Regions from separate parts of the Homo sapiens genome. Here region 1 is linked to region 2. A link is an interaction called in ENCODE POLR2A ChIA-PET data of the cell type or tissue named here. Cell type or tissue: GM12878. All regions are shown on one strand. Links, peaks and the distances in the headings refer to the core of each region. The heading gives the core; the rest is flanking DNA.

Region 1 (5,863 bases), core at 511-5,510, 160 kb after region 2:
ATATGTGCAGAGGAAGAAAAACCGAAGGAGATTGACAAAGAGCAGCCAGAGACGACCCAGGGGAAAGCAGTTTTGCAAAAACAGATGAAAGAGTTTTTTTTTAAGTTGGAGGTTAACAATATCAAATATCCCAGGAGACCAGAGTAGCTGAGGATTGAAAAATTTTACTTCTTTGTTTTGTGCCCAGAAAGTATGATGAATTTTATGGTGACCTGAGTGAGGGTTTCATAAAGGTCAAGAAGGATGGAAGATAGACTGTAGAGAATGGACAGGAAAACTGAGAGTCAAGAAATGAAAACCACAATGGTTATTAACTGCTGCATGATATTTGAACTATCCATGGTTTCTTGGTCTTAGCACTGACTTTAGCCATGGATGGGTAGACAATTCTGTGCAGGCTTTGACTCACTTCAAGCAGGAGGCATCTTGCCTTTAGTGTGTACCTTGGGTTTTCCTTTTTGTCTCAGGGCTTCTTCAATGCTATGGGCATCAATGAGAGTTTGCTCGACCCTGTGGATGCAAGCGTGGCAGTGTGGGGAAATTAATACCTCTAGAAATAACCCTTTAGGTACAGGGATGAAAGCTGATTAATAAATGCTCCTGCCACCCATCTTTTGGGTGGCCAATACTGAGAGGCATTCTGTACACTTCTCAGAGGTCCCATGGAATTGAGCCCCATTGCCCAGAGTGGTGACCTTGACAACAATGCTTACGGTGGCCTTTCTTTCTTAAAAGATCTCTTACTCTGGCTCTCTGAGATCACCTCTTAAATAAACTACCTGAATCCAAGAGCATATGTCAGTCTCTGTTTTGAGAGCATCTAAACCAAAAAGGAAATATTTTAGACACTAGTGATTTAAGACGATTACGTACATATCAACAGGTACTCACTCACTGCACCCATTCTCCCAACTACAGCTCCTGCTACTTAGGTAGCCATGTTTTGTGTCACATGACCAACTTCTCCATCAATAGCTCATTGGACCAAAGGTGAGCACATGACTGAGCTCAGCCAATCCAAACATAGGCTGCTCAGCAACCTATGATGTTGCCTGTTGTGAACCTAAGCGGGGGAACTAACTGGATTCCTTTCTGTGGGAATTTCAGTAGAAAACATCTCAAGAATGAGGGAGAAAAGCAATGAAAGCAGAAGCTGAAAGGTTGAGATGAAAAAAGTAAATGGAGAAAACATGGTTGGTTCTCTTTAGCCAACATTATGAGGTAGCCAAACTGGTGAGAATATAAAGACAAACAGATAGAAGTGGAAGTACCACATAGCCGTTAAGCAAGAGGAAGAGAAGACTCCATGACTCTCTAATTTCAATTCTTCTGTGTGACCTTCACCACAAGCTTCCTTTTGCTTGAGGGACGTTTAGTAAGACTGTTTCATGCAGCTACAACAGCCTCAGTAGAGTCAGTGTGACTGGAGAAAGATACCTATGGAGAGGGAATGTGTTTGAAGCCCTCACTCATTGCTCCAAACCAACACTCTACCCTTTTCCACCCTGTTCTGGGTCTTGGAAGTGCCAATTTGTGTGGACCTCATTACTGACTCCCATCCACTAGCTTCTGGTAGGCTTTGGCCCTTGGGAGCCATCAGAAAGGCAAGAAATCAGACGGCAGGAGTAGAGGGATACTGGTATTTATTTTCAGTTTTCTCTCTCCACGTTGCCCTAGGTTGGCTCCATCCCTTCACCAAAGGCCACAGCTCCAGCCAGACGGTGTCCTCTCCATGGAAAACTACCTTTTCTAGGCTCAGGGAAACAGCTCCCTTTCCTTGCCTCTTTGGGACTAGGGATGGGAAGGGCCCCCACTGTTGCTAGTCCCAAGGGACTGCACTCTCCTCCTTGGTTTCTCTAAACCTGCCCACACCTTTATAAAGAGTCGCTGTTATTAAAGTCCTGTTACATTACCCAGGCATTCTAAGAGCCTGACTGATACAGGAAGGCAGTACAGCATAGATGGGAAGGGACATTTTGAAACTGGAGGGACAGGAAATGAAAGTGGTTTATGCCTTATAATTGCAGACCGTGGTGCTGTACTACTGCAGGGAGCATTTTTCACATTGGGAAGCAATTATGTAACCTATGCCTATATATATATATTTGTCATTTTGGTAACTATTTTGAACTTCCTTGTTGAGATATAACATACATACAGAAAAGTGCACATGTAACATATTACACAGATCAGTAAACTTTCACTAACTGAACACGCCCATGTAACCAGCGCCTATATCAAGAAGCAGGATTACTAGCATCCCAGAAGCTTCCCTTGCATCTTTAGTCACTAACCATTTCCCCCAAGGATTACCACTATTCTAGCTTCTAACACTATGGACTCATTTATCCTGTTTCTGAACTTTATACACATGGAATGGAACAACGTGCTCTCTTTTGTATTTGGCTTCTTCCATCCTATATTGAGATAATAAGACTTACGTATGTTGCTTCAGCATGTAGTTGTAGTTTACTTATTCTCTTTACTGTAGGTGTTCTATGTGAAAACAACCAAAATTTATGTCTTCATTCTATTGTTGATGGGCATGTGGATAAATGCCAGTTTGAGCTACAAACATTCTAGTACCTGTCTTTGGGTGAACAAAAGTATATACAGTTGACCCTTGAACAACCTGGGTTTGAACTGCACAGATCCACTTACATGTGGATTATTTTCAACCAAATGGGGATGGAAAATACAGTGTTCATATGATGCAAAGCTCAAGGATACAAAGGGCTGGCTTTTTCTATACTCAGGTTTCACAGGACTGACTTCAAGACTTGAGTATACACAGATTTGGGTAGAAGCAGAAGTCCTAGAACTAATCCCTTGCCTATACAAAAGGACCACTGTATTTCTGTTTAATAGATACTTAAGAATGGAATTGCCAAGTCAGTGTATGCATACAGCTTTAGTACATACAGCCAAATGGTTTTCTAAAGTGGTTATACCAGTTTACACTGCCACCTGCTGGGCGTGAGAACTTCAATGGGATCATACATTTTCCGTGGTACCAGTCCAGGATTTTCCTGTGTTCCCAAGGACCCCAGGCCTAAGGAGGGGTCAGGCAGAGAACTCTATTGATCCAGAGTTTGGGATTTATAGTCCAGGATTGAAGGGCAAAACAGGGAAGATGTGACCCAAGAGTGGAGGCTGTCACACACTGGAGCTCTTGGCAGGATTGGAAATTGGGGTCATTGAGAGAAAACTTAGAAGCAGACATTAGAAGTTTAGGTTAGTTTGAAGGGCAAGTGCAAAGACATAAGAAAGAACATGAGAGAGTGAAGGTATGACTATTTTGGTTAGAGAATGACATATATGGAGTTTAAGATTGCTGAACTTTGGAGCAGTGTTGGATGAGCTGAGACCCAGGATGAGAACAGCTTTGTGGTGTAGGAGGGTGTACTCAAGGGCAACTTGGTGATGGCTGTGAGAATAAAGAAAGAGAGAGCAAACAAGGAACAGGTTATTTCGGGAAGATGAACTAGAAATAGCCTGAAGAGGCAAGGGAGAGCTGAGTTTGTAAACAGCCTCTGTCCTCCAATCCTTCAGAAACCATTGTTATTTAAAAGCTTCTTTTTATACTTTTTTCTCTAGTTCCTTTTTTTTTTTGGACAGAGTCTTGCTCCAGGCTGGAGTGCAGTGGTGCCATCTCGGCTCACTGCAACCTCTGCCTCCCGGCTTCAAGCGATTCTCCTGCCTCTGCCTCCCGAGTAGCTAGGACTATAGGCACCGGCCACCACACCCGGATAAGCTTTGTATCTTTTGTAGAGACAGGGTTTTACCGTGTTGGCCAGGCTGATCTCGAACTCTTGTTCTTTTTTAACTAATAATGGCAGTTCTCCTCATTCTCTTCCGTGTTACCATTTTGTCAAAATTGCTTGACTCTATCTTCTTTGGTGTTCCTTTTCCTTTTCTTCCTCTTCATGCTAAACTATCTGGTTCATTGCCTCTGGGTCTTTAGGATTAAAAGAAACAAAACCAAAAACAAACCAAAAAACACCTTTCCTGATATTATTATCTGTCATCCAAAACCTTAGATCTACTACCAATATTTAGAATATTTATATATTAATATTTCCATCTACTCTTGAGTTCATCTTATTTGTCCTCTAAATTATTCTAGAACAGAGGCTTTTAAAGATTTCTTTCTCTCTCTCTCTCTCTTTTTTTTTTGCCTCTTCTTTTTTAACAGTGAATGCTTTCAAACAAAATCTTCGATGAAACCCTATATATGGAACAGGCGAATGTGGAGCTGCTGTTACTGTATGCAACCTGAACAATGAGATGCAGTACCCTGGGTAGGTGCCCTGCTTGTGTGGTCTCTCCCTCTTTTCCCTCCCACAGTAGATGCTTCTTAAACACGCCTTCTAATTTTCTTGTCCCTGTCTCTTATTCGACCCACAACAGTGGCAATCAGTTTCATACAGGGTCCAACCAGCCTTACGGAAGTGTGAGCTGACTGTCCCCACTGCAGCCCCACCCCTCCCTTCTGCCCTGGAATTTTTCTAGTCCTCTGGTGCAGGACATTCTTGCAAATAACCCGTTGTCATCCATGCACACAACCCAGAACAGGGAAGTAAACACCCTGCCCTGTGGTAATCTTTAAGGTATATAAATGAAGGTTCTGAGAGTAGAAATTTACGTGGGCCATTGTCACAATCAAATTGATAATTGTGGAAAACAAAGTGTGGCAATCCTTGACCAGAAAGAGTTGGGAGTTGAGGGGCAAATGCAGCTCCCTTTCTTGTCCCAGGCAGATGGTCCTAATATGCATTTCCTAGGCTTCCCAGCTGTCTCACAGAATCAAACGTGCAGGTGGCTAACTCCATAACTCATGCCTCCATTGGCTTTCCAATGACTTTTTTCACCATTCACTTCTTCATCCCTCATTCCTGCTCCCTGGAGTCACAGTTCCAGATAAACTACTTAAACTTATTCCTCTATTTCAGGCTTTGTTTCCTAAGGAAGCAACCTGTAACATCCCCTAACTTGAGAAAAGCACTTCCAAGGTACTCCAAAGTTTCTTCTTGGTTTGAAATCATTGCTCTGGAATAAAATTATGTTGAGATAGTTGGAAGAGCTATCTTGACTAAAGAACTGTTAATTATTTTCAGCGCTGAGTAGGTTATTTGCATTTAATGTATATAAATGAAAGCCCTGAGAGTAGAAATTTAAATAGGGCATTGTCGTGGTCAAATCAATCTGCATTGAAAACAAAGTGAATTTTTAGTGGAGTGGTATAAAAGCTCTAGCCCCTTGGAGAGTCTGTTTGGTCTAGTTTGGAGTTTTGCCTTTAATAACAAATGAAAGTACAGATTTAGGTCTCTAGGGCTTTCTATCTCCACAGCCTCTGGATGTTTAAAAACACATACCATTAGCACTTGCCTCATCTTTCCTAAACTGGCAGTTGTCACGGTTCCTTTAAAGAAGTACAACAGTTCCTCGGAAGATAGCAGCCACTTCCCACACCCCACACCCCCAGACACCCAGGATATATCTTGTGTATACTTAAGTTGTCTCTGACACACATAATTTCTTTTTCAACCCTGAGTAATCAGTCCTTTTTGTCCCCTTAGTAAAGAGAACACTGTATTTTTGTACAGAAAAGGTGGGGAGGAAAGGAAAATAAAAGAAAGACCCCTTTCCTCCCTAAATTTCAGCGCAAATTTCCACAAAATAGCAACAAATAAAAGATAGAAAGGAAAATAAACACAGAATTGTCCAGAATAAGGGTATTTGTCAAGTGCTAATTGAGGATCCAGTTTTATTTGTACATTTTGAAATGTTTTCTTTCAAGTTCTGGGTATTTAGGGGTTAATGATGTGGCTGAAACCCTATTGCTTTGAATACGAGGGATTAG
Region 2 (5,863 bases), core at 528-5,527:
AACAGTAAAACTTAGACATCACCACTATACAATATATCCAGGTAACAAAACTGCACTTGAACCCCCTAAATTTATACAAACCTTTTTTAAAAAAGAATGTCTCTGAAGAATGAACATACCAAAACAAGTACACATATCAAAATTTAAAAAAAAAAAAAGTTGTAAGAATATTCCACACTGAGAGATGTTATAGTTAAGCTTTTATACTTCAAGGACAAATACAAAGTCTTCTAGATATCCAAAACAAAAAACAAGTCACCTATATAATAGGGAGATATTAAGTTGGCTTTGCATTTCCCCAGAGCAATATTCAATATCAGATAATAGTGGTGAAAATGTTGTTACAAAGCTCTGAGAGAAAGAAAGTAAGAGCCAAGACTACTACACCCAGCTAAAGCATCATTCAAATATAAAGGCAAAGAGGACACGTTCTCAAGCATGAAACAATTCCGGAAATGAAATACTTACAATGTAGAAATCAATCACTAGTATCTAAAACTGAAATTTAATTTTTTAAAAATCAGTTCAACCTATTTATTTCTAGGCTATTTTAATTTCAAAGAAATCTTATAGGAAAATCTACATGAGAAAAAGAAATTTGAGGTTCAGCAATTCCTTATATTTCAATTCTTCTTTTATCTATTGTTAAAGTAAAATCACGTTTTATATTTTTAGTTAAAACAATAGCTATAATATGCCATATTTAACAAAAGTATTTCTACCTTTAATTGTAATCATTCCATCTGTACATATGATATAATCTACAGTACACATCCGGAATGATGTTCTTTTAACACTATCAAGTTATTTGGACTGATTTTCCTTTTTTTTTTTTGGAAACAGGGTCCTGCTGTTTCCAAAACTCTAGGCTAGAGTGTAGTAGCTCAATCACAACTCACTGCAGCCTCAACCTCCCAGGCTCAGGTGATCCTCCCATCTCGGCCCCAATCCCCCAGTAGCTGGGACCACAGGTGCATGCCACCATGCCTGGTTAATATTTTGTATTTTTTTGTAGAGACAGGATTTCACCGTGTTGCCCAGGCTGGTCTCAGACTCCTGGGTTCAAGCGTTCTGCCCACCTCAGCCCCCCAAATGCTGGGATTACAGGCGTGAGCCACCGCACCCAACCGAGTGACTACTTTTTCTTCTTTGAATTATTCATAATAAAAATAAATAGGTCATTTTTTATAAAACAAGTTTTGTTCATCTGTTTACCTGCTTTGTTTGTTTGTTTGTTCTAGATGGAGTCTCACTCTGTCGCCAGGCTGGAGTGCAATGGCGCCATCTTGGCTCACTGCAACCTCTGACGCCCTGGTTCAAGGGATTCTCCTGCCTCAGCCTCCCGAGTGGCTGGGATTACAGGCACCCACCACCACGCCCAGCTAATTTTTGTGTTTTTAGTAGAGGCGGGGTTTCACCACATTGGCCAGGATGGTCTCAATCTCCTGACCTTGTAATCCACCTGCCTCAGCCTTCCAAAGTGCTGGGATTACAGGCGTGAGCCACCACACCCGGCCTCTGTTTGCCTGTTTTTAAATAAGAGCCTGGATGATAATACTGTAACATGTTAACAGTAATAGAAATATGCAATTCGAGCCGGGACGTGGCTCACGCCTGTAATCCCAGGACTTTGGGAGCCAAGGCAGGCGGATCACAAGGTCAGGAGTTCAAGACCAGCCTGGCCAACATGGTGAAATCCCGTCTACTAAAAATACAAAAAATTAGCTGAGCGTGGTGGTGCACGCCTGTAGTCTCAGCTACTCAGGAGGCTGAGGCAGAAGAATTGCTTGAACCCAGGAGGCGGAGGTTGCAGTGAGCTGAGATTGTGCCACTGTACTCCAGCCTGGGTGACAGAGTGAGACTCCATCTCAAAAAAAAAAAAAAAAAAGAAATATGGAATTTGAGCGATGAGAATATGGAAATTTTTCTTCTTTATGCATTTCAGTTTTTAATTTACCAAACAAAAAAAGAAGTATACTAAGACCCTAGAAGTTATACAATACAGATTTTCATTTTGCATCCGCAGATGACTTACCCAGACTGTCCTCACCTTTCCCAGAAGGCTGGTTTGTCATATGGGAAGGAATCAGAGTCACTACTTGCCTCTAGGTGGAGTCCACCGTCCTAACCACTTCTCAAGGTCTCCCTAACTCCTTCTCCAATGCCAGTCCCGAATCTGGGCAGAGGCCTGAGTAGGGGGAGGATTGGCAAGCTCATCCCTGGAATCCCAGGTTTTAGGCAGTTTTCTCTTGCTTCTACCTGAATAGAGGTAATACGCCTTTTTCTCCAAGACTGACCCCCTTCTTTCTTTCACCTTCCCTCTTTGCATACCATCTCACCCCATCCCACTTGGTAAGCCAAAGGAGCTCAAGAATCTCTCCCTTGGGAGTGGCAGCTACCTCTAGAAGAGCTTAGAAGAGTTGGTCAGATTCATTAAGCTTTTACAAAGGAGTCTGGGGTCCAAAATTGACCTTTGACCAGCACAGTCATCAACGCATCTGTTTTCCTAAAGGATTTTTTACTGAGGGGCAAGGACAATAAAGAACAAGAATCAGAGGCTCCAGGGCCCCTTCTTTAACAATGTTACCTGTGCTGCCTACCTCCCAAGAGAACATATTTTAACATGGTTAGTAAATGTAATATAGTTAATATTAATAAAATGTTTAAAATTACAAACCACTATAAGTAGTTGTGTTATTACTGGACAAGGATGATTCTAAATTAATATCTTCACAAGCTTGTAGCTAGAGTTTCGATCTTCATCAAAGCATATGCCTTTGAGTCAGAGACCCCAGGCTTGAAACCTGCTTTTCACATTCTCTACCTCCCAACTGAGCAAATTACTCAATCTCACTGCCTGTCACATCTGTGACATGTCAACAGTAACATGTACTTCACAGTGTTGTGAGAACTAAACAGGAAAAACACCTACTGAACTAAATAGGAAACACATGAAAATGTGAAAAACACCTACTTTATTAGGTAGTCAATCTTAGCTCCCTTTCTTTTGCTGTCACAAAAAAAGCTTTTAAAAGAGAGCTTGGCCGGGCGCGGTGGCTCACACCTGTAATCCGAGCACTTTGGGAGGCTGAGGCGGGTGGAATGCCTGAGCTCAGGAGTTCAAGACCAGCCTGGGCAACACGGTGAAACCCCATCTCTACTAAAATACAAAAAATTAGCCAGGCGTGGCAGAGTGCACCTGTAGTCCCAGCTACTCTGGAGGCTGAGGCAGGAGAATTGCTTGAACCTGGGAAGCGGAGGTTGCAGTGAGCCAAGATCACGCCACTCCCACTCCAGCATGGGCGATAGAGCAAGACTCCGTTTCAAAAAAAAAAAAAAAAAGGGAGATTGTAACAAGGAACACCACAACACACAGATTTCACATCTTAAGCAGCTGAAATAAAATGCCCAAAGAGGATGAGAAGGAGCCTATATAATCTTAAAATAGATATGTTTCCCAGCTGGTATCTTTGATTACTAATTAAGCTAAGGCTTATTTATTTGGTAAATGCTTACCAGTTGCCAGGCATTGTGTTAGAAACCTTTTATGTAACAACCCCATGAAGATTGACACTTATTATCCCCATATTGGAGAGAAGGAACCAAGATCCTAGAGATGAGAAGCAGTCAGGTCCATCTGACAACTGTGCAATAGCCTAACAAGAATTCCCTTCGGCCGGGCACGGTGGCTCACGCCTGTAATCCCAGCACTTTGGGAGGCAGAGGCAAGCGGATCACCTGAGGTCAGGAGTTCAAGACCAGCCTGGCTAACATGGTTAAACCCCATTTCTACTAAAAACACAAAAAATCAGCTCATGCCTGTAATCCTAGCACTTTGGGAGGCCAACGTGAGCAGATCATGAGGTCAAGAGTTTGAGACCAGCCTGACCAACATGGTGAAATCCCGTCTCTACTAAAAATACAAAAATTAGCCAGGCGTGGTGGTGCATACCTGTAACCCAGCTACTCAGGAGGCTGAGGCAGAAGAATCACTTGAACCCAGGAGGCGGAGGTTGCAGTGAGCCGAAATCATGCCACTAAAAGAGCGAAACTCCGTCTCAAAAAAAAAAGAGAATTCCCTTCACAGTCAGGTCAGAAATCTAAGGAACACTGGTATCTTTAGAACCTAAGACACCAAAAACCTGTGTCTGCTCTTGATACGGGAAAACCCACATTAATGCCCTAATAAGACCTCTTAAACTTCGAATAATATTTCTTAGAATTTAAACTGAAGACTGAAGGAAGGAGCTAAGACTCTTGGTTTTGCTGAAATTTGGAAAATCTAGCTTAACTGCAAAAGCATTAATGTTATGTAGTACCATTCACTTTTATTAAACACACATTTAGTTTGAATACTAGTTAATTTAAAAGTGCCCACAATGTTAAAGATAGTGATGGGTAAAACAATGTTCATTATATTCCTTCCCTTTAACAGTTTTACATTTTTCCATTGAGTTTTTTTTATCTACACACACACACATCTCCCATGATCTCTGCAATAAGAGGCTGATTCATGTAAATTTTACAGAAAGCACCCTTCTCTGGATAATTTTAACTTTTCCTAAAAATAAATATTCCAGTCCCCAACCCAAGGAGGGCGCAGCAGATCAAGAATGCACTGTCATGGCAGGTGGAGAATCAGTCATTATGGGAAGTGAAACAGACACACGCGGCATAGGAACTGATACAGCAACATCTGATTCCATCCAGCAACCTTTAAAAATGTAATCATTTTATCAGCTGTTGGTAGACTTTGCACAATGGCTAGCAGTACTACTTGGTGACAATTAAAAATACTAAAGCTACAATGCATTTTTTGTTGTGGAGGAAGTACAAATGGAATGCTGAGTCAAAAGCAAATATGCACACTCATAGATGACTATGGGACACTTTGCAATGCATTCAGTGCTTCAAAATTTAAGATTTAAGACCAGATTCATGCTACTGAAGGTTGGGTCCTCTCCCAACTCACAAGATCATCAAAGAGTAGCCATTCAAAAAAGTTTAGTAGAATGACATCCTCTTTGACACTTTTCTTGACTTTTACAATATTTGGTTTAATTATCATAACAGATATATATATACACACACACACACAGTGAGGGATGTGAAAAACCTTAAAACACTTCAAAATGCACACCGATAATAAAACACATTGCCAAGTTGTAAGTAAAGCAGTTAATTATGACCATCGTCATCCCCAGGAACCAAGAGAAGCTTCTCAAGGGTCAGATTATTCCAGCTACCTCTTGGATGCCCCCGAGGCCTCTCTACAAACTGTAAGTGCTCATTACTATGTTCTGTAAAAAGGCCTGTCTATGAGACTGCCAAAAAGAAACTTTCCAGCAAAGTCTCTAAATTGTAAAGTACTATCATGTAACTTCTGGGGGAATCTATGCCCCTCTTTCTGACAGCTGTCATGCTCAAGGGTGGGCATGGGCAGCCATGTATTTACCATGTGACACTGCCCCGTGCCACAATCGATGAAGCAAAAGTGGACATCTGCCCAAATTCACCTCCAGAAGTTTGCTATTGGGGCAGAAAGTGCAGCAGTTTTGTAGGATATGTCACTTGGGAGGTGAGGAGCCACTATCTTCTGCAACATGAACAAAGGAGCAGAGAGAGGCCAGCAGAGGGAGAATAACAAGGAAGATGCAAAGACCAGAATCCCACTTCTCAAAGAGAGGCCCACAGTGAAGCTGCCTCAGGGCCATGGGCAACCTGAAGCTACCTCCAGGCCCTCACCAGCTCAATAGCACACTGATGCCAGTATGCTGAGACAGTCACACTCCCTTATCATAAACTGCCCATTTCAAGTTCTAGTAGTTTGCGTGGGTGTTACTTCCTTCCAAAGAGCCTTGAC

The links. ChIA-PET counts read pairs that join two places held together with the same protein. Peaks named below come from ENCODE experiments on the same cell type or tissue, not always from the same donor. Only the 100,000 strongest peaks of a DNase experiment are listed, where the experiment ranks them.
Region 1: POLR2A ChIA-PET joins it to region 2 with 5 read pairs; 1 of 35 experiments calls an interaction of 5 or more read pairs at or near these places.

The regions. Positions count from the first base shown.
Region 1 is chr20:10,313,938-10,319,800 of GRCh38, reverse strand. No RefSeq gene overlaps it. Among named protein-coding and RNA genes, the nearest start is that of SNAP25-AS1, 97 kb to the right of the region's middle. In GM12878, for the core only: a CTCF peak has its summit at 2,963 (motif pointing left); a DNase peak (open chromatin) is centred at 2,881.
Region 2 is chr20:10,475,378-10,481,240 of GRCh38, reverse strand. The region is part of intron 2 of SLX4IP (SLX4 interacting protein); the gene reads right to left. Among named protein-coding and RNA genes, the nearest start is that of SLX4IP, 43 kb to the right of the region's middle. In GM12878, for the core only: a CTCF peak has its summit at 4,611; DNase peaks (open chromatin) are centred at 2,840 and 4,670; H3K27ac peaks cover 3,247 bases.